Regions from separate parts of the Homo sapiens genome. Here region 1 is linked to region 2. A link is an interaction called in ENCODE POLR2A ChIA-PET data of the cell type or tissue named here. Cell type or tissue: Panc1. All regions are shown on one strand. Links, peaks and the distances in the headings refer to the core of each region. The heading gives the core; the rest is flanking DNA.

Evidence for each region. ChIA-PET counts read pairs that join two places held together with the same protein. Peaks named below come from ENCODE experiments on the same cell type or tissue, not always from the same donor. Only the 100,000 strongest peaks of a DNase experiment are listed, where the experiment ranks them.
Region 1: POLR2A ChIA-PET joins it to region 2 with 10 read pairs; 19 of 35 experiments call an interaction of 5 or more read pairs at or near these places.

The regions. Positions count from the first base shown.
Region 1 is chr16:30,736,083-30,748,212 of GRCh38, forward strand. SRCAP (Snf2 related CREBBP activator protein) reads left to right here. Exons shown (of 34, transcript NM_006662.3): 32 at 118-312; 33 at 459-542; 34 at 967-5,327. The coding sequence ends at 3,651. TMEM265 (transmembrane protein 265) reads left to right here and starts at 4,560. Exons shown (of 3, transcript NM_001256829.2): 1 at 4,560-4,625; 2 at 5,659-5,826; 3 at 7,700-9,114. The coding sequence starts at 5,662. The coding sequence ends at 7,861. RefSeq lists enhancers at 2,101-2,648, 4,848-6,047 and a silencer at 12,090-12,130. In Panc1, for the core only: no CTCF peak of the experiment used is centred there; DNase peaks (open chromatin) are centred at 4,498, 4,722 and 5,519; H3K27ac peaks cover 1,486 bases.
Region 2 is chr16:30,792,852-30,805,042 of GRCh38, forward strand. LOC124903679 (a long non-coding RNA gene) reads left to right here and starts at 9,509. Exons shown (of 2, transcript XR_007065052.1): 1 at 9,509-9,619. RefSeq lists a silencer at 2,999-3,202. In Panc1, for the core only: no CTCF peak of the experiment used is centred there; no DNase peak of the experiment used is centred there.

The DNA.
Region 1 (12,130 bases), core at 1-8,000, 58 kb before region 2:
TTCTGTTGCAAACCTAGTTTGGTGTACGCTTGGTCTCAAGTTCTTGCCTGAATCAAATCACAGGATGTAAAGTACTTGAAGTCTCATGTTTTCTTTTTCTTTTATACACCCTGGTAGGCATTGTGTCGGGCAGAAGATGAAGAGGATATCCGTGCAGCCACCCAGGCCAAGGCTGAACAGGTGGCTGAGCTTGCAGAATTTAATGAGAACGATGGGTTTCCTGCTGGTGAGGGAGAGGAAGCTGGCCGGCCTGGGGCTGAGGATGAGGAGATGTCCCGGGCTGAGCAGGAAATTGCTGCCCTCGTAGAACAGGTCAGTGCTGGACCCACTAGTTCTTGACTTTACTGCTTCCCCTGGGCTTGTGACCCTCCTTTTGTCTTCCCTGGTGGGAATAAATAAGGGTGGTGGGGCCCTGGGTACCAGGTTCCTAAGTTTATCACCACCGCTCCTCCTTGCAGCTGACCCCCATTGAGCGCTATGCCATGAAATTCCTGGAGGCCTCACTGGAGGAGGTGAGCCGAGAGGAGCTCAAACAGGCAGAAGTGAGTATTTCCAGGGGTGGGGCTGGCAGTTGGAAGCTGCTAATTTCTTTTTCTTTTCTCTTTTTTTTGAGACAGTCTCGCTCTGTCGCCCAGGCTGGAGTGCAGTGGCACAATCTCGGGTCACTGCAGTCTCCGCCTCCCGGGTTCAAGCAGTTCTCCTGCATCAGCCTCCCGAGAAGCTGGGATTACAGGCGTGCACCACCACGCCCGGCTAATTTTTGTATTTTTAGTAGAGACGGGGGTTTCACCATGTTGGCCAGGCTGGTCTTGAACTCCTGACCTCAGGTGACCTGCTGGCCTTAACTTCCCCAAGTGCTGGAATTACAGGCGTGAGCCACCGCGCCTGACCTGGAAGCTGCTAATTTCTACTCACTCTCTACTCTGCTTGCCTCCTCCTGACCACTTTTGGACCCTGTTGTTGTAGGAGCAAGTGGAAGCTGCCCGCAAAGACCTGGACCAAGCCAAGGAGGAGGTGTTCCGCCTACCCCAAGAGGAGGAGGAGGGGCCGGGGGCTGGGGATGAGAGTTCCTGTGGGACTGGTGGAGGCACCCACCGGCGCAGTAAAAAGGCCAAAGCCCCTGAGAGGCCGGGGACTCGTGTCAGTGAGCGTCTTCGTGGAGCCCGGGCTGAGACTCAAGGGGCAAACCACACTCCTGTCATATCCGCCCATCAAACTCGCAGCACCACCACACCACCCCGCTGCAGTCCTGCCAGGGAGCGAGTTCCCAGGCCAGCACCTAGGCCTCGACCCACTCCAGCTTCAGCTCCGGCTGCAATTCCTGCCCTTGTTCCTGTCCCAGTTTCTGCCCCAGTACCCATTTCAGCCCCAAATCCAATAACCATTCTCCCTGTCCATATCTTGCCTTCTCCTCCCCCTCCTTCACAGATTCCTCCTTGTTCTTCTCCTGCCTGCACCCCTCCTCCTGCCTGTACCCCTCCACCAGCTCATACACCGCCTCCAGCCCAAACCTGTCTTGTAACTCCTTCCTCTCCTCTCTTGCTTGGTCCACCTTCTGTGCCCATCTCTGCCTCAGTCACTAATCTCCCCTTGGGCTTGAGGCCTGAGGCAGAGCTGTGTGCCCAGGCATTGGCATCTCCAGAGTCCCTGGAGCTGGCTTCTGTGGCCAGTTCAGAAACCTCCTCACTTTCTCTTGTGCCCCCTAAAGATCTGTTGCCAGTTGCTGTGGAGATCCTGCCTGTGTCAGAGAAGAACCTTTCTCTCACCCCTTCTGCACCCAGCCTGACCTTGGAGGCTGGCAGCATCCCCAATGGTCAAGAGCAGGAGGCACCAGATTCTGCTGAGGGGACCACCCTTACAGTGCTGCCTGAAGGTGAGGAGTTGCCCCTGTGTGTGAGTGAGAGCAATGGCCTGGAGCTCCCACCCTCAGCAGCATCTGATGAGCCACTTCAGGAGCCACTGGAGGCTGACAGGACCTCGGAAGAGCTGACAGAGGCCAAGACCCCAACCTCCAGCCCAGAGAAGCCACAGGAACTCGTTACAGCTGAGGTTGCAGCTCCATCCACCTCATCTTCAGCCACTTCCTCGCCTGAGGGTCCTTCACCTGCCCGACCTCCTCGGCGTCGCACCAGTGCTGATGTGGAAATTAGGGGTCAAGGGACTGGTCGGCCAGGACAACCACCAGGCCCCAAAGTGCTTCGAAAGCTGCCAGGACGGCTGGTAACTGTGGTAGAGGAAAAGGAACTGGTGCGGCGGCGGCGGCAGCAGCGGGGAGCTGCCAGCACCCTAGTGCCTGGGGTCTCTGAGACTAGTGCCAGCCCGGGAAGCCCGTCTGTCCGCAGCATGTCAGGGCCAGAATCCTCCCCTCCCATTGGTGGGCCCTGTGAAGCTGCTCCTTCATCCTCACTGCCCACTCCACCCCAGCAGCCCTTCATTGCTCGCCGTCACATTGAGCTGGGGGTGACTGGTGGTGGCAGCCCCGAGAATGGAGACGGAGCACTGCTCGCCATCACCCCACCTGCTGTGAAACGTCGGAGGGGGAGGCCCCCCAAGAAGAACAGGTCTCCAGCAGATGCTGGGAGAGGTGTGGATGAGGCACCCTCATCCACCTTGAAGGGAAAAACCAATGGGGCTGACCCAGTCCCTGGGCCTGAGACCCTAATTGTTGCAGATCCTGTCCTGGAACCACAGCTTATTCCTGGGCCCCAGCCTCTTGGACCCCAGCCAGTTCACAGACCCAATCCCCTCCTGTCACCTGTGGAGAAAAGAAGGCGAGGACGACCCCCTAAAGCACGAGATTTGCCCATCCCTGGGACCATTTCCTCTGCAGGGGATGGCAACTCCGAAAGTCGGACACAGCCACCCCCACACCCATCACCCCTAACCCCACTCCCACCACTGCTAGTTTGTCCCACTGCTACTGTTGCCAACACTGTCACCACTGTCACCATTTCAACGTCCCCACCCAAACGGAAGAGGGGCCGACCTCCCAAGAATCCTCCATCACCTCGGCCCAGCCAGCTCCCCGTCTTGGACCGTGACAGCACTTCTGTTCTCGAGAGCTGTGGATTGGGGAGGCGACGGCAACCCCAGGGCCAAGGGGAGAGTGAGGGTAGTTCCTCTGATGAGGATGGAAGCCGCCCCCTCACCCGCCTGGCCCGCCTTCGGCTTGAAGCAGAAGGAATGCGAGGACGGAAGAGTGGAGGGTCCATGGTGGTGGCTGTAATTCAGGATGACCTGGACTTAGCAGATAGCGGGCCAGGCGGGTTGGAATTGACACCACCTGTGGTCTCACTAACCCCAAAACTGCGCTCGACCCGGCTGCGTCCAGGGTCTCTAGTCCCCCCACTAGAGACTGAGAAGTTGCCTCGCAAACGAGCAGGGGCCCCAGTTGGTGGGAGTCCTGGGCTGGCAAAGCGGGGCCGCCTACAGCCCCCAAGTCCCCTGGGGCCTGAGGGTTCAGTAGAGGAGTCTGAGGCTGAAGCCTCAGGTGAGGAGGAGGAAGGGGATGGGACCCCACGCCGACGTCCTGGCCCCCGCCGGCTTGTTGGGACCACCAACCAAGGGGACCAGCGCATCCTGCGCAGCAGCGCCCCTCCCTCCCTGGCTGGCCCTGCTGTTAGTCACAGAGGCCGCAAGGCCAAGACGTGAGTGGGCTGCCCCTCCACCTAGGCTTTCCACCGTGGCCACTCCCTCCATGACCAGGCCTGACTCTGTTAACCACTACTTGAAGTCTTGAGGGGGAAAGCCTCCAGGGAGACATAGGGGCCTTCTCCCTTCTTCCCACCAAAGTAGGGGGTAGGCAACTGGTTGTCATGGAAATGGGGATCATCACAGTCCCCTTCCCCTTCACCCCACGTGGCTGGGCAGTGTTAAGGGTGGCAAGATAGTCTCTGTCCCCACCCCCTTGTACTTGATTCCCCAGCTGTCTTTCACACAGCCCCCCACCCTTAGGGGAAGGGGGAGGGGCTTCTCTACAATGAGGTTTTTTTCTTTTTTTTTTTTTTTTAAGAAGAAAAAATAATAAACTTAGTTTCTGTATGAGCATCCGCGTAAGGAGGCTTCTGATTTTCTGGTCTGGTGGAGGGTTGGGTGGGAACTTGGGCATCGTTTTTCTCCTCCCTCTTGTTCTTGCAAAGATCCTAGCACCTGATCTCTAGCCCAGGACTATATGTTCCAGGCAGAAATCTACCCAAGAAGAGGGAAGATTGGTGAATTTGATGTGGTAGGGTGCCTTTCCCCAGTCAGTTTGAAGTCACAGATATCCTTTTCCTCTCATTTCTTTTCCCTCGGTTCCTAGACGTTCCTCGGAGCTCTTTGATGCCTCAGACCTTTCCCTTTTATCCCTCTTGCTCAGGTGCTTCCTTTCACAACTTTTTCCAGAGGGCAGGCGTCCTAGCTCCAGTTGCTCCATCCCTTGGGCCCTCCCCTGCTCTTCATCTAGCCAAACTGGTTTGAGTCAGCCACACCCCTTCCCAGCTCCCTGGGCTCTTCACGTGGTGGCTGGCCACTCAACCCCACCCCTGGGCTTGGCTTGGAGCCCTGAGTCAGCTCCATCACCACCCAAGCCAAACCAAAGCTGAGGCAGGAGCCGAAACTCAGAGTCCTTCAAGGCCTATAGCCAGGTAAGAGCCCTGTTCATTTTTACATTCTCTGTTCACTCCCTGGGCCCTCCTTGTGTCCTCCTGTTGACTCTGTGCTTACCTCATCTGAGTTATTTCTTTGTATCTACTTCCCTGCAGCTTCTTGGCACACATCATTCTTTGCTCTCTACTTGTCTCGCCCCTTTCACCTTTCCTATCCTTCGTTACTTGGGTTCAGGGAGCCAAGGTGGTTTCATTTTGTCTGGGTTGTAGGGGAATGGTTGGAGATAAGGGTAGAAAGGTGGTTTGATGCCAGGGCCTAGAGGACCTGAGAAGTAGGGAGACAAGAAATGATTAAGTAGGGCATCATTTTGCAGGTTTCTGTGTGGTAATGAGGTCATTTAGACTCAGTGTACTAGTCTGATTGTGTTATGTGGCCTGGGTTAAATTGGAGAGAGGAGGTGGCAGGGAGGCAGCATAGCAGAGGAAGCCCTGACTTAGGGAAGTAAAGTCTTTCTGATGTTTGGTTTTAGTGGTAATAAAGGGCTTACTTGGGTACATTTTCCTTACCTTTCTCCATTCCCATAACTGTTTTCATGTAAAATGGCTGCTTTGCTTGAAACGGGTTGCAGTACCTAGGGTCCTGCTCTCTGACATCTATAATACTCAGGGGGCAGCCTCTTGGGAATTTGGGGGAATTGTAGAGTCCTTTGAAATACAGATTAAAATAACAGATTCATAGCAGCTTTCAAGAGTTTGTATTTTTCCTCCTTCTCGGTGTGCACCTGTCATTTGGCTTCTTCCCACTTGTTGAAACACTAAATAATACAGATAATGCCTTGTCTACACTGGCTTGCTTTCAAAGACTCAGAACCTCAAGCTTAGGTAAAAGGATTCCAGCCACACATTTCCTCTCCTGCTCTGTGAGTCACTAGAGGAATTCCCCAGTAAGGCAACATTCCTGAGTGCCAGGCTAGGCCATGAGAACAGAATGCTCTGAGAGGGGTGGAGTCTGAGCAAGCAAGGCCAAGGGCTCTGTTGTTGGGCTCACAAGTACCTTGACTATCGCCCACAGGTGATGGAGGACGAGGAGAAGGCAGTGGAGATCTTGGGCAACACGGAAGCTGCTCATCCTCCATCCCCCATCCGCTGCTGCTGGCTCCGCCTCCGCTGCTTGGCAGCTACTAGCATTATCTGTGGCTGCTCTTGCCTGGGAGTCATGGCTCTGGTGTTTGCCATCAAGGTGAGGAGTGCAATTCCCATGGGAATGGGGGTGGGTATAAGGCAATGGTTTCATGTATCTGATCTATCTACATTGACCAGTCACTGAATACCTATCAGTGCTCTGGGCCTAGTGCCAGAAATAAGAATAAGACAGGGTTCCTTGTCGTCAGAGGACCCATAATCTAATGAAAGAGGTGACAGTGAAAATGGGTAATTAATAGAATGCAGTTCATCAGTACCGTAATACAGGAAGCACAGGACAGTGTGGGAGCCAGGGAAGATCTATGTATGTAATTATATATGTGTATATGGTAGAATAGGTGACTGGAAAGGCATCCTAGGAGAGGTGACAGGATTAATCTTAAAGGGTGAGTGAGTAAGTGTGGAAGGGCATTCCAGATAAAAGGAGCAGTGTGTACAAAGGCCTGTGGAGCATGACTGGACCAGTGAGGAATAGTGAGAGATGAAGCTAGAGGACCCAGATTCCCAAGGGCCTCCAGTTCTGTGCTTAAGAGTTTTGACTTTATCTTGAAAGTACTGGGGAGGCATTGAATGGCTCCTGCAGGGGAAAGTGACATGGTCAGATTTGAGTTTTAGGAAGATCCACTCTCAAGGCCTACATCGAGGGTGAATTGGAGGGGGCAAGGCTGGAGGCCGCTGAACGGTGATGAGCGCAATCTCTAGGAGTCTGAAAGACACTTGGGTTTTTGAGAGGGCTTCACCATTTCAAAAAGCCTATTAGAAACAGCACATGTCCGCCGGGCGTGGTGACTTAGGCCTGTAATCCCAGCACTTTGGGAGGCCGAGGTGGGCAGATCACGAGGTTAGGAGATCGAGACCATCTAGGCCAACATGGTAAAACCCCGTCTCTACTAAAAATACAAAAATTAGCTGGGCGTGATGGTGCGTGCCTGTAATCCCAGCTACTGGGGAGGCTGAGGCAGGATCATTGCTTGAACCACGGAGTCGGAGGTTGCATTGAGCTGAGATCATGCCACTGCACTCCAGCCTGGTGACAAAGCAAGACTCTGTCTCAAAAAAAAAAAAAAACAAAAAAAAACAGCACATGTCCTTTAGGAAAGGCTACACAGGCTAACTTAAACTTCATGCTGGAATCTTCTCAACCCTAGACATATTTTAACAGTCAGAAACTGTAAGAACTCCTGGGTTCCATTAGGGCAAAATCCTAAAAAGGGCCCTTAATGATAACAAAGAGGCTGGGCGCAGTGGCTCACGCCTGTAATCCCAGCACTTTGGGAGGCCGAGGTGGGCAGATCACTTGAGGTCAGGAGTTCGAGACCAGCCTGACCAACATGGTGAAACCCCGTCTCTACTAAAAATACAAAATTAGCTGGGCGTGGTGGCACGTACCTGTTATCCCATCTATTTGGGAGGCTGAGACACGAGAATTGCTTGAACCTGGGAGGAGGAGGTTGCAGTGAGATTGCACCACTGCACTCCAGCCTGGGTGACAGGAGTGAAACTGTCTCAAAAAAAGAAAAAAAAAAGATGGAAAAGATGAGGCCCATTGGGCTATGAGAATGAGGTGGTGTTTGGGCATGAGTGAAGTTACTCTAGCCTCACTGTTTCTTGCCAATAGTTACAAATTCTGAATCAATCTTGGATAGTTGGAAAGAATGGGGAATAACAGAATTGGAAAGTACTTTCCCATAGGCGATCTTGTGAGCTATGGCCACCCTGAGAAGTAGGCAGGGCCCAGAGATGGGTACCTTATTTTGCAGATGAGAGGTTAGAATCAGAAACTGGAAAGGGAGGTAGAGGGTTTGGATGTGAGATTTTGATCCGTGACAGGGAAGGGGGAGCGGAGTGGGGAAATGGGCACCTTGGGGCAGAAGCAGGGGGAGAACCTAACCAAGAACCTGCCCCCACAGGCGGAAGAGCGGCATAAAGCAGGCCGGTCCGAGGAGGCAGTGCGCTGGGGGGCCCGGGCCCGGAAACTCATCCTGGCCAGCTTTGCTGTCTGGCTTGCTGTCCTCATTCTGGGTCCCCTGCTGCTGTGGTTGCTCTCCTACGCCATCGCTCAGGCTGAGTGACCCTGGATGGCCTCTGCTGAGAGCCAGCCGAGACCTCCTGGATCCTGCAATGCGGCATTGCTAAGGTCCTGTGACAGCAGTGGTTGGAAGGATCCTGGTTGGAAGGATGGGGACTCTCTCAAGGGGCTTTGGAAGAGCTCTTCTAGCCCTTTATAAAAGGAGGGCAGCAGCTGAGACTGATGAGAGGAGGGCAGCCTGCTCTGTTCTTTCAGGGCCCCCCACCCCCATCTCCCCTACCCTAGCCCACCCTAGGGCCTCTACCCAGCGGGAGGGGTTGAAGACCAGGCCTGGTTTTATTAGAATTCATTTTGTAATAAAAGCCTTTTTTAGTGGTGAAATACTCCTGTCTAATTGTTCTCCTCCTGCTTTCCCTTGGGCCCTTGGTGAGAGCCAGACTGGACATCTGACTGATAGCAGAAGCCAGCATCCACCTCATCCAGGAGCTCCAAGAGAAGGAAACAATTTTTATTTTCTTCTTCTGGAAGTTTCCCTTCTTGGAAAGACCCCAGCTTCTCCCTTGTACGTCCACAGAGACTCTGAGGCCAAGAGTAGTAGCAGCTGCTACTATTTATTACTTACTATATTCCAGGCTGTGTTCTAAGCACTTTATATTTCTTAACTTCCTCCAGTTTTCAGTCACTCAGTAGATGTCTGTACTATCATATCCATCATATGAATATATCACATATGATAGGTACCAACTATCTGAGTGAAAACTGGAAGAAATGTTCTAAAATGACAGTGTTCTCGTTTTATACTTGAAGAAACAAACAGATTTGCACAAGGTCCTCAGCTACTAAATGGTAGAGCTGAGACTGAACCCAGACAGTTTGGTTCCAGAGCTGAGAGAGGAGTGAAAGAGTTGGGTAACAGCAACAACCATCCTGTACATGGAGATTTGAGTGATTAAAATGGATTTTCATATCTTTTATCTTGGACCTCATAATATTTCAAATTTTTTTTAAAATTATGAAGTATATCATACATATAGGAAAATACCCAAAACAAGTATACAGTTCATTAACACAAAGCAAACGTGAATAACCACATTCAGTAAAGAAATTGGAACACTGTCAACACTTCAAAGCCTCCTTTATACTCCTCCCAATCACTGCTACTTCCTTTCTTCCCACAGGTAACCACCATTCTGACTTCTAGCAGTGTCATTTAATTTTGTCTGCATTTGAACTTTATATAAATGGAATCATGTATTCTTTTCATGTTAACATTGTGAGATTCGTCAATATTTGGAATAGGTGTAGTTTTCATTGCTGTGTAGTATTCAGTCATATGAATGTATCACAATTTGTCCATTTACTGTTGGTGGACTTTGGGATGTTTGCAGTTTGGGGTTATTATGAGTCATGCCTTTTGGAGTACGTCTGTCCTGGCAAGCACCTTACCATAATTCAGAGTCCAGAAGAGCACCTAAAGGAACTGGAGATGTTGCACACTGAAGAGACTAGAGGGGAAGGAGAGGCACATGATGGCTGTCCTCAGTGTTCCCAAATGCTCCAGGAAGAAGGAAGAGAATAGATTGGTGGTCTCAGAAGTTAGAATTGAAACAGTGGGTAGAAGATAAATATACAGGGCAGTGTTCTCAACATAGCTTCACAGTGGAACCACCTGGAAGCTTTAAAAAGTAGTTAGGCCTGGGCTTTATCCAGACTACATTCTGACTTAATCGGTGTGAGGTACAGCCTTGGCATCAGGATTTCTCAGTTTCCCAATTAATTGTAGTACACATAGTTTGAGAACTACTGCTCTATAGATAAGATTTTATTGTATTCCCTCTGCAATTTCTAAATCAGGAAAAAAGGGTAACACATTTTAGAAAGTGTTTTTGTTTTTTTGTTTGTTTGTTTTGAGAAGGAGTCTCGCTCTGTTGCCCAGGCTGGAGTGCAGTGGCACAATCTCTGCTCACTGCAAGCTCTGCCTCCTGGGTTCACACCATTCTCCTGTCTCAGCCTCCCAAGTAGTTGGGACTACAGGCGCCCGCCACCATGCCCGGCTAATTTTTTGTATTTTTAGTAGACGGGATTTCACCGTGTTAGCCAGGATGGTCTTGATCTCCTGACCTCGTGATCCGCCCACCTCGGCCTCCCAAAGTGCTGGGATTACAGGCATGAGCCACTGCACCTGGCCTGTTCTTTGTTTTTTTTTTTTTTTTTAACTCTTAAGTTCTGGGATACAAGCAGAACATGCAGGTTCGCTACGTAGGTATACATGTGCCATGGTGGTTTGCTTCACCCATCAACCTGTCATCTAGGTTTTAAGCCACCATGCCCTGCTAATTTTCGTATTTTTAGTATAGACGGGGTTTCACCATGTTGGCCAGGATGGTCTCGATCTCTTGACCTCGTGGTCCACCCGCCTCGGCCTCCCAAAGTGCTGGGATTACAGGTGTGATCCACCGCGCCCGGCCCAACGCATAGATCTTAAGTGTGCAGCTTGATTATTATTATTTTTTTTTGAGATGGAGTCTCGCTCTGTCACCCAGGCTGAAGTGCAGTGGTGTGATCTCACTGCAACCTCTGCCTTCTGGGTTCAAGTGATTCTCCTGCCTCAGCCTCCTGAGTAGCTAGGATTACAGGCGTGTGCCACCACGCCCGGCTAATTTTTGTATTTTTAGTAGAAATGGGATTTCACCATTTGGTCAGGCTGGTCTCGACCTGACCTTGTGATCCACCCACCTCAGCCTCCCAAAGTGCTGGTATTACACGCGTGAGTTAACCGTGCCTAGCCGACGAATGTTTTAACGTAAATAAACCTGTGTAGTCAGTCACTCACCACCTATAGGAATATAACATTTGCAGCACATCAGCAAGTTCCCTCATGCTCTTCATTATTATTTTTATCCCCGATATTGACCTATGGAAACCCTTTCAATCTGGTTCCTGTGTCCTTGTGATAAGCCCCGCTCATTAGTAATGTCTGGCACAAATCACTCCAGACTCACCTTGTACTTTCCCTGCTGAAGCCTAGAAATTGGCCATTTCTCCTGAAAAGACTTAGTTCCTTTTATTGGGTACTGTTATTGAGAAATCAGCATCTAGACACTAGGCGTTCTACTGGGAAGTTACTGCTTAGGGCATTCTGAAAGCAGAGGTAAGAGCCAGTAAATAGTTAATGTTATCTACTTTACATCTTTTAAAAATCTTTTTAAAAATTCCAGTCAATCATAGGGTTCTTTCTCCACTTTCCCCATTCCAGATTCCAGATTCCAGATTCCCACAGTTAAGAACCTTGGCTTCCAGTCACATCAATATATTGATTACTCAGCTTCAGAATTATTATCCTGTTATATTACCAAACAACAAATCTAAGTAAAGTTCAAGATTTTTTGCAATTTTGCCTTTAGATTGATGGTATAGAGTCATAGTACTCTATAAAAAGTTACCTGAATTCATTTTTCTTCCCTCATAATTGTAATCCCAAAGTGTCATTTCTAAGATAGCTGTAGGGAGATAAGTTAATTCTTTTCCTCTTTGGCTGGAACATAACCTCCACAGGGTAGGGGTGTGTGTGTTGTTTCATTGCTCTCAGTCTAGTTCCTAGGTCTTAGACGGTCATAAAAATTTGTTAGTGAATGCCAGGTTTGAGCTATGCACTGAGTCACTCCTGGCAGAATCTAACAACCTGGTGGGTTTAGAACAGAGTGTGATACAAGGCTTTTGGGAGAGGGTGGAAGATTGAGAAAGTGTGTAAATCCCAGATAGTAAACGCTAGGGCTTTGGATGTATTTAGGAGGAGTTGAAGCGGACACAGAAAAGGCTTCCTCTGGCATTTTAAGTCCGAACTAAGAGGCCAAGCTGGAGTCCAAGCTGCGTGTGTCCAAATGTTTTAAGGGCTGGAGTGTACTCAGGACAGGCGCTTTGGGCCAGGCTGCTAATATTGAAAAGAGCTTGCTGGGCGTTGTGGCTCAAGCCTGTAATCCCAGCATTTTGGGAGGCTGAGGCGGGAGGATCGCTTGAGCCCCGAAGTTCAAGGCTGCAGTGAGCTATGATCGCGCCACTACACTGCAGCCTCAGCGTGGGCTACAGAGCGAGACCCTGTCTGAAAAAAGAGAAAATGCTGAATTCAGTTAGGGATGCTTGGAGGAGACCGAGGGAACCCTGCTCAAGTCTGGGAACTAGAGGCGCGGGAAGGTCCTGCTTCCCCGCCACCCAGAGATCACGTTTCCCAGTAAACCCAACTTCCGGGTCCCATTCCAGGCCTCCAAGCCCACGTGACAACAAGCTCCGCCCTCTGCTGTCCCGCAGATGCCAC
Region 2 (12,191 bases), core at 1,570-9,569:
GACCCGGGTCCAAACCTGCAGCAGCACTCCTTTCGAGGGGGCACCAGCTGCGGGGAGTCTGTCCCTTGCAGACCCCTGACCTGGCGATGGATGAATAAAGTATAACGGCACACAGATACTCTGCTCTGCCACTCCAGCTGAGGGTCCAAGCCGCTTACAGGCTCCGTGCTGAGTCCTGTAAACAGTTGCGACTGCGACCCTGATCAGCTAGTCAGACTCATATTTATTCAGTAAGATTAATTAACAAAAGCTTGAGTCAACACCATTAGAAGGTAATTGACATTGCGGACTTCCCGATTAAAAAGCACTTAAGCATCTGGTACATCAAAAGTTAGTTTTAAGATCGAATGAGTAAAGAAGCTAGCTAGGTAAACTACTCTGCCTTTATTACTACTTTAATTTGTTAAAAAGTAAAGAACAGGTTGCCTTCAACCATATCTACTACTGAAGCTAATGCAAACTTCTCGGCCTTCCAAGAAGATTTGTATCTATCTCTAAAACTATCTAATATTTTTCCTACCAGCCTGACTGAATCCCAATACAAACCCTGCACCATCCTCACTGGCTGGTGTGGTCTTGGGCAACTCTTGGAGATTCAGCTTCCTCTTCCTTGGGAAGAAGATGAGCCTTGGTACCCAAGGGACAGAGGGGTAAATGAGATAATGTGTGTCCAAGCACTTGGGAAGAATGTGTTCCCTCTCCCAAAGGAGGTGACCAGCGGAGCCGGGTTGGCCTCACTCTTCCTTGTCTGAGCTCACAGCCCTTGGCCTGGTAGATAGGAGATAGAGGATTCTCAAAGCCATGTCCTGAGATGACACCGGGAGTGTTTAACCTGTGAGGACTCACCATCATAAGCTCCAACCTCTGGTGTCTGGCCAGGGATACTCTAGAGGGCAGGATGGTGATGCTGGAGGGACCCATGCTGTTCCACGCCTGAGGCACCCTCTCACATGAAGAGGGTCTCACCGCAGGCAGGGGAGGCTGCAGAGGCCACCGTCAGGCCAGGTGGGCCTCCTTCCTGGAGACATGTGAGCCACAGGTGTGCTGGCGGCTGCTTTTCAGGACTGCAGTCCTTAAATGTGGGGCAAGAGCTGAGGCTGAGGAGCTAGCAGGCCCCTCCCACCTTGGGATTTCATGATCAGTCACTTACTGCCCAAAAACCTACCATGTCTCCCTAATGCTTCACACATCAGACCTCCTGCCCTACTGGTGCCTGCTAACAGCTGCATTTCCCAAGGCTCAGACCTGAGCCCTTCCCTTGTGTTCTCTTCCTGAAAAATCTCAATGTGGCCAATTCCAAAATCCCTAGATGTCCACTGCTCAGCCCATAGCCCTCTCCTCACTGCCATCCCCTTGTTTTTTTGTAGTTGTTTGTTTTTTGAGACAAGAGTCTCACTCTGTCGCCAGGCTGGAGTGCAGTGGCGCAATCTCGGCTTACTGCAACCTCCACCTCCCAGGTTGAAACGATTCTCCTGCCTCAGCCTCCTGAGTAGCTGGGACTACAGGCGTGCGCCATCTCATGCCCAGCTAATTTTTGTATTTTTAGTAGAGACAGGGTTTCACCATGTTCGCCAGGCTGGTCTTGAACTCCTGACCTCAAGTGATCCCCTCAACTCAGCCTCCCAAAGTGCTGGGATTACAGGCATGAGCCACTGTGCCCGGCCCCGCCCCCCTGTTTTTAAGACACAGGGTCTGGCTCTGTCACCCAGGCTGGAGGGCAGTGGCGTGATCACAGCTCACTTCAGCCTTGACCTCTTGGGCTCAAGTGGTCCTCCTGTCTCAGTTTCCTAACTAGTTGGGACTATAGGCATGGGCCACCGCACCCCCTTAATTTTTTTATTTTTTGTAGAGACAGGGTCTTGCTCTGTTGCTCAGGCTAATCTCAAACACCTAGTCTTGAACTCCCGGTCTGTAAGTCCTGACCTCAAGTGATCCTCCCACCTCAGCCTCCCAAAGTGCTAGGATTACAGGCATGAGCCACCGCCTCCTCACTTTGTTCTTTATCTCCATTTGCCTAACAGATCTTTCCACTAGGCCATCACCACAGATTCACCAGCTCCATTCCCCTACACCACACCTGATCATTCTGTTCCCCAAGGCCTGAGGGATCCACCCCCTTAATCAGTAGATCCTGATTCCTGTGGTGCTCCTGCTGCCCTCACCCCCCACCCCAGGCCACTGGAGCCCTCAGGTCCTCATTCCTGAATCACCACAGTGACTTTCAAATGGGTTGTCCCCACTCCAGCCCCCTTCACTTCTCCCTGCCCATCTGGTGCCCCATGGATCTTCCTAAAAGTACCAGTATGGGGCCGGGCACGGTGGCTTAGGCCTGTAATCCCAGCACTTTGGGAGGCCGAGATGGGTGGATCACAAGGTCAGGAGATCGAGACCATCCTGGCTAACATGTGAAACCCCGTCTCTACTAAAAATACAAAAAAATTAGCCAGGCGCGGTGGCGGGTGCCTGTAGTCCCAGCTACTCAGGAGGCTGAGGCAGGAGAATGGCGTGAACCCGGGAGGCGGGGCTTGCAGTGAGCCGAGATCGCGCCACTGCACTCCAGCCTGGGCGATAGAGCGAGACTCTGTCTCAAAAAAAAAAAAAAAAAAAAGGTACCAGTATGTTCCCCCTTCAGAACCCTCTGTGGTCCTTATTATCTTTTTTTCTTTTTTTCTTTTTTTTTGAGACGGAATCTCACTCTGTCACCCAGGCTAGAGTGCAGTGGTGCAATCTTGGCTCACTTAAATTTCCACCTCCCAGGTTCCAGCAATTCTCCTGCCTCAGCCTCCCAAGTAGCTGGGACTACAGGTACACGCCACCAAGCCTGGCTAATTTTTGCATTTAGTAGAGACAGGGTTTGACCATATTGGCCAGGCTGGTCTCAAACTCCTGACCTCGTGATCCGCCCGCCTTGACCTCCCAAAGTGCTGGGATTACAGGTGTGAGCCACCACGCCCAGCCAGGTCCTTATCATCAGTAGAGGGCTTAAACACAGTTGTTGTTTTGTTTTTTAAATCATGGTATTTTTATATTTTTTAAAAAATCAGCATAACTTTAAGCTATAGAAAATCATACATAAATGGGTAAATAAAATAAATGTATAGGCCGGGCACAGTGGCTCACGCCTGTAATCCCAGCAGTTTGGGAGGCCGAGGCAGGCGGATCACTGGAGGTCAGGAATTCGAGACCAGACTAGCCAACATGGTGAAACCCGGTCTCTACTAAAATTCAAAAATTAGCCAGGTGTGGTAGCTCAGGCCTGTAATCCCAGCTACTCAGGAGGCTGAGGCTGGAGAATCTCTTGAACCTGGGAGACACAGGTTGCAGTTAGCCAAGATCACACTCACTGCAGCACACTAGAGAGTCGCCCAAGCTGGATTGCAGTGGCGCGATCTCGGCTCACTGCAACCTCCACCTCCCGGGTTCAAGCAATTCTCCTGCCTCAGCCTCCCGAGTAGCTAGGATTACAGGCATGCGCCACCATGCTGGGCTAATTTTGGTATTTTTAGTAGAGACAGGGTTTCACCATGTTGGCCAGGCTGGTCTCAAACTCCCGACCTCAGGTGATCCTCCCACCTCAACCTCCCAGACTGCTGGGATTACAGGCATGAGCCACTGCACCTGGCCAGGGGTTGAGTTTTGTAAAGGTATTCTCACTAGACTAATGGCTTCTGACTGCTAAGAGTTTGTTTGTTTGTTTGTTTGTTTTCTTTGTAGGTTTATTTATTTTTTTATTATTATTATTATTTTTGAGACTGAGTTTCGCTCTTGTCCCCCAGGCTGGAGTGCAATGGCATCATCTTGGCTCACTGCAACCTCCGCCTCCCGGGTTCAAGTGATTCTCCTGCTTCAGCCTCCTGAGTAGCGGGGATTACAGGCGTGCGCCACCATGCCTGGCTAATTTTTGTATTTTTAGTAGGGACGGGGTTTCACCATGTTGGCCAGGCTGGTCTTGAACTCCTGACCTCAAGTGATTTGCCCGCCTTGGCCTCCCAAAGTGCTGGGATTACAGGCGTGAGCCACCGTGCCCAGCTGGTTTATTTTCAAACACGTATTTATAAGGTGACCTATGAAGTTGAAGTTGTGCAGCCTTTCTCTAGTTATATAAGGCTTCAGATATTTAAAGAACACCTTTAAGTGGGTCCCATAAAGGAGAGGAGGGAATTTTACAGTTGTGTTTGTTTGTTTATACTTGCTTGGTTTCAAAAAGGACATGAAGCATTTAGAGAGCCACATATTACACAACAGGTGCCTGGCATCTGATCCTTACTGACTCATAGTCCCTAAATCTTGGCCATTGTTACTGACAGTAGCAGTAGTAATGGAGTAAGTAGTATCATTAACAAGACAAAAAACTGAAATGCAAAGGGAAATTAAAGGGGGAATTATAACATGAAACTAGTGTTGGTACACAAAACATATGGTATAAAGTTCCATACAATAGCTAAAAGTGGCTTGTAGATTGGCTGATCTTTCTAGAGACCTGTACAAATAAATACTGGGTCCAGGCCGGACACGGTGGCTCAAGCCTGTAATCCCAGCACTTTAGGAGGCCAAGGCGGGCAGATCACAAGGTCAGGAGTTCGAGACCAGCCTGGCCAATATGGTGAAACCCTGTCTCTACTAAAAATACAAAAAAATTAGCGGGGCGTGGTGGCGCATGCCTGTAGTTCCAGCTACTCAGGAGGCTGAGGCAGGAGAATCGCTTGAGCCCGGGAGGTGGAGGTTGCAGTGAGCCGAGATCATGCCACTGACTCCAGCCTGGGTGACAGAGTGAGACTCTGTCTCAAAAAAAAAAAAAAAAAATACTGGGTCCACACTTCATGTGGCACATCCAGGAAAGTTCTCCTGTGGGTTTTCAGCAAACCGATATTTTGAGATGCACAGGGCCACGTCTTCAACCCCATCCCTTAGTTCTGGACCCAGTCTAACACAGACACGGATGGACAAACAAAGCCCCAATGATGTATGATACTGAGTATGGCTGCCATGAATTTGACAGTCATGCTTTTAAAGCTGCCATTACTGGCCAGGCAAGGTGGCTCACACCTGTAATGCCAGCACTTGTGGGGGCCAAGGCAAGAGGATTGCTTGAGGCCAGGAGTTCAAGACCAGCCTGGGCAACATAACGAGACCCTAGACTTCTGAGAAAAAAAGGAGGGGGTCTGACAGATGACTTGAAGCTAGACCAGCTTAATACCAGTGCAGCTTGACTGCCCCTATAGGCAGGCTTGCTCCAAACCTAGTGGATAGCACTAAGAGTACAAAAGCAGACTGGGTGCGGTGGCTCATGCCTATAATCCCAGCACCTGGGGAGGCTGAGGTGGGAGGATCGAGCCCAGGAATTGGAGGCTGCAGTGAGCTATGACTGCACCACTGCACTCCAGCCGGGGTGACACAGTGAGACCCTGTCTCTACAAAAGAGAAAAAAAGTAAAACAGCAAACAAACAACAAAACGTCCAAATACTACTCTCTTAGAGTATGAAACAGAAACCATCTTCTTACTGGTTGGATGTTTCTAGGGCCACTGTGTTTCATTCTCTCTGAATGGCCCCTGGAGCTGAGCAGGGAGGAGATACTGTGTATCTATGGAGTAACCCCATAGGGTTAAAAGTTACATGTTGTCCTGGTTTTTCTCAGACTTCACCAGTGCTTAATTTTTTTTTTTTTTTTTGAGAGAGTCTCGCTATGTCGCCCAGGCTGGTGTGCAGTGGTGTGATCTCGGCTCGCTGCAACCTCTGCCTCCCGGGTTCAAGTGATTCTCCTGCCTCAGCCTCCCAAGTAGCTGGGAATACAGGTGCGTGCCACCATGCCCAGCTAATTTCTGCGTTTTTAGTAGAGATGGGGTTTCACCATGTTAGCCAGGTTGGTCTCGAACCTGACCTCGTGATCCGCCCACCTCAGCCTCTCAAAGTGCTGGAATTACAGGCATGAGCAACTGTCTCTGGCCTAATTTTTGTATTTTTAGTAGAGACAGGGTTTCACCATGTTGGCCAGGCTGGTCTTGAACTTCTCGACCTCTGGTGATCCACTTGCCTCGGCCTCCCAAAGTGCTGGCATTATAGGCATGAGTCACCGCACCCGGCCTAACCAGTGCTTAAAATTTGACATTCTCTAGATTAAGGCTGGGACATATGATTTGTAATAGTGGCTTTATTTATTTATTCATTTTTTGAGACAGGTCTTAACTCTGTTGCCCAGGATGGAGTGCAGTGGTGCAATCCTAGCTCACTGCAGCCTCGACCTCCCAAGGGTCAAGCAACCCTCCCACTTCATCCTCCCGAGTAGCTGGGACTACAGGCGCACACCACCACAACCGGCTAATTTTTGCACTCACAGACTCACTACTCACTTTTTTTTTTTTTTTTTTTTGAGACGGAGTCTCGCTCTGTCGCCCAGGCCGGACTGCGGACTGCAGTGGCGCAATCTCGGCTCACTGCAAGCTCCGCTTCCCGGGTTCACGCCATTCTCCTGCCTCAGCCTCCCGAGTAGCTGGGACTACAGGCGCCCGCCACCGCGCCCGGCTAATTTTTTGTATTTTTAGTAGAGACGGGGTTTCACCTTGTTAGCCAGGATGGTCTCGATCTCCTGACCTCATGATCCACCCGCCTCGGCCTCCCAAAGTGCTGGGATTACAGGCGTGAGCCACCGCGCCCGGCCTCACTTTTTTTTTTTTTTTTTTTTTGAGACAGAGTCTTGCTCTGTTGCCCAGGTTGGAATGTAGTGGCGGGATCTCGGCTCACTGCAACCTCCGCCTCCTGGGCTCAAGTGATCCTTCTGCCTCAGCCTCCTGAGTAGCTGGGACTACAGGCACATGCACCCGGCTAATTTTTGTATTTTTAGTAGAGACAGGGGTTTCACCATGTTACTCAGGCTGGTCTCGAACTCCTGACCGCCGGTGATCCACTTGCCTTGGCCTCCCAAAGTGCTGGGATTACAGGTGTGAGCCACTGTGCCCGGCCTGAAATACTATTTTTAACCTAAGAGGTTATCAAATGTAAATAGTTTAATTATCTACTATGTGGAGAAAGATGCACTCTCAAACATTAGTAAGATGTGCACTTCCTCTTTGAAGAAAGATTTGGCTAGACTGATCAAAATTCAAAATGCCCATACCCTTTGATGCAGCAATTCCACTTCTAGATCCCACAGGCATGGTCACACATGCACATGAAGATGTATTTACATACTACAATTTCCACTGAAATGTTTTTATAGCAAAAGACTGAAAATAACCTATGTCCACCATAGGAGAGTTGATTAAATAAATCATAGCATATCCATATAATGGAATACTTGGCTTTGAAAATAAAAGCAGCTATGTAGAAACTGACATGAAACATTCTCCAAAATAGGTGCTGATGTGAAAAAATGCAAGGGGAAAAGCAAGCATTACTGTGTGCCATCCATTTTCTGCTTTCTAAAAGGAGATGCTTGCATATGCATGGACTAGCTCGGAAAGACACGACAAATTGGTAATAGCTCAGCTCAGGAGAGGGAACGGGAAGGGGCTGGGCAGAAGCAGGAGGGAATCTTGCTTTTTTTATACATCTACCTTTTTATGCAGTTTGAATTTCTTTTAACCATGTGAATTCTTTTTCTTTCTCTTTCTTTCTCTCTCTCTCTTTTTTTTTTTTTTTTTTTTTGATGGAATCTCGCTCTGCTGCCCAGGCTGGAGTGCAGTGGGGCAATCTTGGCTCACTGCAACCTCTGCCTCCCGGGTTCAAGCAATTCTCCTGCCTCAGCCTCCTGAGTAGCTAGGACTACAGGCACCCACCACCATGCTCAGCTAATTTTTGTATTTTTTTTAGTAGAGATGGGGTTTCACCACGTTGGCCAGGCTGGTCTCGATCTCCTGACCTCATGATGCACCCGCCTCAGCCTCCCAAAGTGCTGGGATTACAGGCATGAGCCACCACGCCCGGCCATGAATTCTTTTTCAAAATATAAAAGGTGAAAAAGAGCTGAGGTGGGAGGATCTCCTGAGGCCAGGAGTTCAAAACCAGCCTGGGCAACATAGTGAGACCCCCATCTCTACAAAAAAATTTAAAAAGTGAAAAAGAGTGGCCAGACGGGGTGGCTCACGCCACCCAGCACTTTGGGAGACCAAGGCGGGCAGATCACCTGAGGCCAGGGGTTTGAGACCAGCCTAGCCATCATGGTGAGACCCCGTCTCTGCTAAGAAAATGCAAAAATTAGCCAGGCACGGTGGCACATGCCTGTAGTCCCAGCTGCTTGGGAGGCTGAGGCAGGAGAATTGCTGGAGCCGGGAGGCAAAGGTTGCAGTGAGCCGAGAACAAGCCACTGCACTGCAGCCTGGTTGACAGAGTGGGACTGTCTCAAAAAAAAAAAAAAAAAGTGGGGGGGATCCTTCACATTGCATCAAATTCTCTCAGGTGTAACATGGCCAGGGCAGCAAGTATCTCAGAAGGTACACGAGGGCACCAAGAGGAGTATGGCATGTCCTAGATTCAAAGACCATGCACACTTTTTTTTTCTTTTCATTTCTTTTTTTTAGAGAGAGAAAGGGTATCCCTCTGTCACCCAGGCTGGAGTGCAGTGGCTTGCTCCCGGCTCACTGCAACCTCTGTATCCTGGTTTAAGCAATTCTCCTGCCTCAGCCTCCTGAGTAGTTGGGACTACAGGTGTGCGCCACCACACTCAGCTAGTTTTTTTGTATTTTTAGTAGACATGGGGTTTCATCATGTTGGTCAGGCTGGTCTCAAATTCCTGACCTCAAGTGATCTGCCCGCCTCGGCCTCCCAAAGTGCTGGGATTACAGGCATGAACCACCGCGCCCAGCCAGAAAAATATAAATCTTGTTAGAAAACATATCCCCTGTATTGTACAGGCATGATTTTCCTGGCTAGAGAAAAGTGTGCATGGTCAGCCGGGCACAGTAGCCCACACCTGTAATTCCAGCAGTTTGAGAGGCTGAGGTAGGAGGATTGCTTGGGCCCAGGTGTTCAAGACCAGCCTGGGCAACATAGTGAGACCCTGTCTCTATTAAAAAATACAAAAATTAGCCAGACATGGTGGCAGGTACCTGTGGTCCCAGTTACTTGGGAGGCTGAGGTTGGAGGATTGCTTCAGCCTGGAAAGTCAAGACTGCAGTGACCCACCACTGCACTCCAGCCTGGGGGACAGAGTGAGACCCTGTCTTTTTCTAAAAAAAGAAAAAAATGTGCATGGTCTTTGAATCCAGGGATGTGCCGTACTCCTCTTGGTACCCTTGTGTACCTTCTATGAGACATTTGCTACCCTGGCCCATGTACACGAGATAATTTTTTTTTTTTTTGAGATGGAGTTTCGCTCTTTTTGCCCAGGCTGGAGTGCAATGGTGTGTCCTCAGCTCACTGTAACCTCTGCCTCCCAGGTTCAAGTGATTCTCCCGCCTCAGCCTCTGGAGTATCTGGGATTACAGGCGCTCGCTACCACGCTCTGCGATTTTGTATTTTTAGTAGAGACGGGGTTTCACCATGTTGGCCAGGCTGGTCACGAACTCCTGACCTCAGATGATCTGCCCACCTCAGCCTCCCAAAGTGCTGGGATTACAGGCGTGAACCACCACACCCGGCCACCAGAGAGAATCTGATGCAACGTGAAGACCTCAGCCAGCAGGTAAGGAATCTGGGTTCCAGTCCTGACTAAACTACAACCTGTAGAGTCCTCTTGAAAAAGCCCCACACTGTTCTCAGGGTTAGGATGCAGAGCTGATGAGATGGACAGTGCCCTGCCCCTCCAAGCTTACACCAGGCAGAGCCAGCAGCATGGCCAAGGGCACGGCCGTGAGAAAGTCCTCACCCCAGGCTCTCCCTACTTTCTGGCCTGCCCTCCTCCATGACTGTCTAGTTGCTAAGTCTCTAGGGTTCAAGCTCCAGAGGGAATGAAAGGAAGACAAGACAGGCTATTTCCTCCAGGCCTCCACAAACTCTATGAGCCTTTAGTACTAAACGCTGGAGCTGGTAGTACTAAATGCTGGAGACTTTAGTACTAAACACTGGAGTGGAATCTGCCCAGAGAGCCATTGAGCAGTGGAAGCAGGAAGAAAGGCTGCGCGGGAAGGTCTGTTCTTCCAAGTCTCCACGGGCTGTATGAAAGGGGAGGCCGGATGGTAATTGTTCTTGCACGTAAGAGCATGGTTTTATTTTATCCTGAAAACACACACTCAGTGCCTTTCAGCTTTCTGTCTTTGTCTAAAACTTGCTTCTTTTCAAGGTCACAAGATCCTCTTCTTCTTCTTCTTCTTTTTTTTTTTTTAGACAGGGTTTCACTCTGTCACCAAGGGTGGAGTGTGGTGGCATGACTATAGCTCACTGTAGCCTCAACCTCCTGGGCTCAGGTGATCCTCCCACCTCAGCTTCCTGAGTAGTTGGGACCACAGGTGCAGGCCAAAACAGCTGGCTTTTTTTTCTTTTCCCCCCTCTTTGTAGTGACTGAGTCTCCTTATGTTGCCTAGGCTGGTCTGGAACTCCTGGGCTGAAGCAATCCTCCCTCCTTTGCCTCCCAAAGTGCTGGGATTACAGGCGTGAGCTCTTTTTTAAATGAAGTTGGTGTCTGTTCTGGGGCAGCACCGTTCATGATTGATTTTCATCCTGTTGTAGGAATTAGGTGATTTAGCACAGCTCTGAACTAACTAGATGTCCAAGTTTGATGCTTTAGTTTGGAATTCCCAGAAAAAGTTTCCCAAATGGAGATTCAGTGCAGAGGAGAGGGAAAATCGTGCATTGTGCACTCTGGAATCAGGCAGTTTTGAGTTCAAATCAGACTCTGACATATACTCAGTTATTAACCTGTTTCTTTCTTTCTTTTTGTTTTTTGGAGATGGAGTCTCACTCTGTCACCCAGGCTGGAGTGCAGTGGCATGACCTCGGCTCACTGCAGCCTCTGCCCACTGGGTTCAAGCAATTCTCCTGCCTCAGCCTCCCGAGTAGCTGGGATTACAAGTGTCTGCCACCATGCCCAGCTAATTTTTCTATTTTTTTTTTTTTTAGTAAAGACGAGGTTTCACCATCTCGGCCAGGCTGGTCTTGAACTCGTGACCTTGTGATCCACCCACCTTCGCTTCTCAAAGTGCTGGGATTACAGGCGTGAGCCACCACACCCGGCCCTGTTTTTTTTTTTTTTTTTTTTTTTTGAGACAGTTTCGCTCTTGTCACCCAGGCTGGAGTCCAGTGGCACAATGTCGGCTCACTGAAACCTCCGCCTTCTGGTTTCAAGTGATTCTCGTGCCTCAGCCTCCCGAGCAGCTGGGATTACAGGCGCCTGCCACCACACCCCGCTAATTTTTTTATTTTTAGTAGAGACAGGGTTTCACCACGTTGGCCAGGCTGGTCTCAGACTCCTGAACTCAAGTGATCCACCTTCCTCGGCCTCCCAAAGTGCTAGGATTACAGGCATGAGCCACTGTGACTGATTTTTTTTTTTTTTTTTTTTGATACGGAGTCTTGCTTTGTTGCCCAGGCTGGAATGCAGTGGCGAGATCTCGGCTCACCACAACCTCTGCCTCCCGGGTTCAAGCGATTCTCCTGCCTCAGCCTCCCGAGTAGCTGGGACTACAGCTGCGTGCCACCATGCCTGGCTAATTTTTGTAGTTTTAGTAGAGATGGGGTTTCACTATGTTAGCTAGGCTTGTCTCAAACTCCTGACCTCGTGATCCGCCCACCTCGGCTTCCCAAAGTGCTGGGATTATAGGCATGAGCCACCGCACCTGGCCATTAACCCGTTTATTGTTGTTGTTGTTTTTTAAGACGGAGCCTCACTCTGTCGCCCAGGCTGGAGTGCAGTGGTGTGATCTCGGCTCACTGCAACCTCTGCCCCCTGGGTTCAAGCGATTCTCCTGCCTCAGCCTCCCAAGTAGCTGGGATTACAGGCGCCCGCCACCACACCCGGCTAATTTTTATACTTTCAGTAGAGAGGGGGTTTCATCACGTTGGCCAGGCTGGTCTTGAACTCCCGACCTTGTAATCCACCTGCCTCGGCCTCCCAAAGTGCTGGGATTACAGGCGTGAGCCACCACGCCTGGCCTAACCCGTTTCTTAATCCATAAAATGGGAATAATATTAACATTCCCTTCACAGAATTGCCCTGAGGTTATAGAGATAAGGTGTGTAAGGAACCTAGCACACAGAAGGCTCTCAGTAAATAGCAGTTATTACTATCATTTTTATCATGTTTCTTATTCTCATGTCTC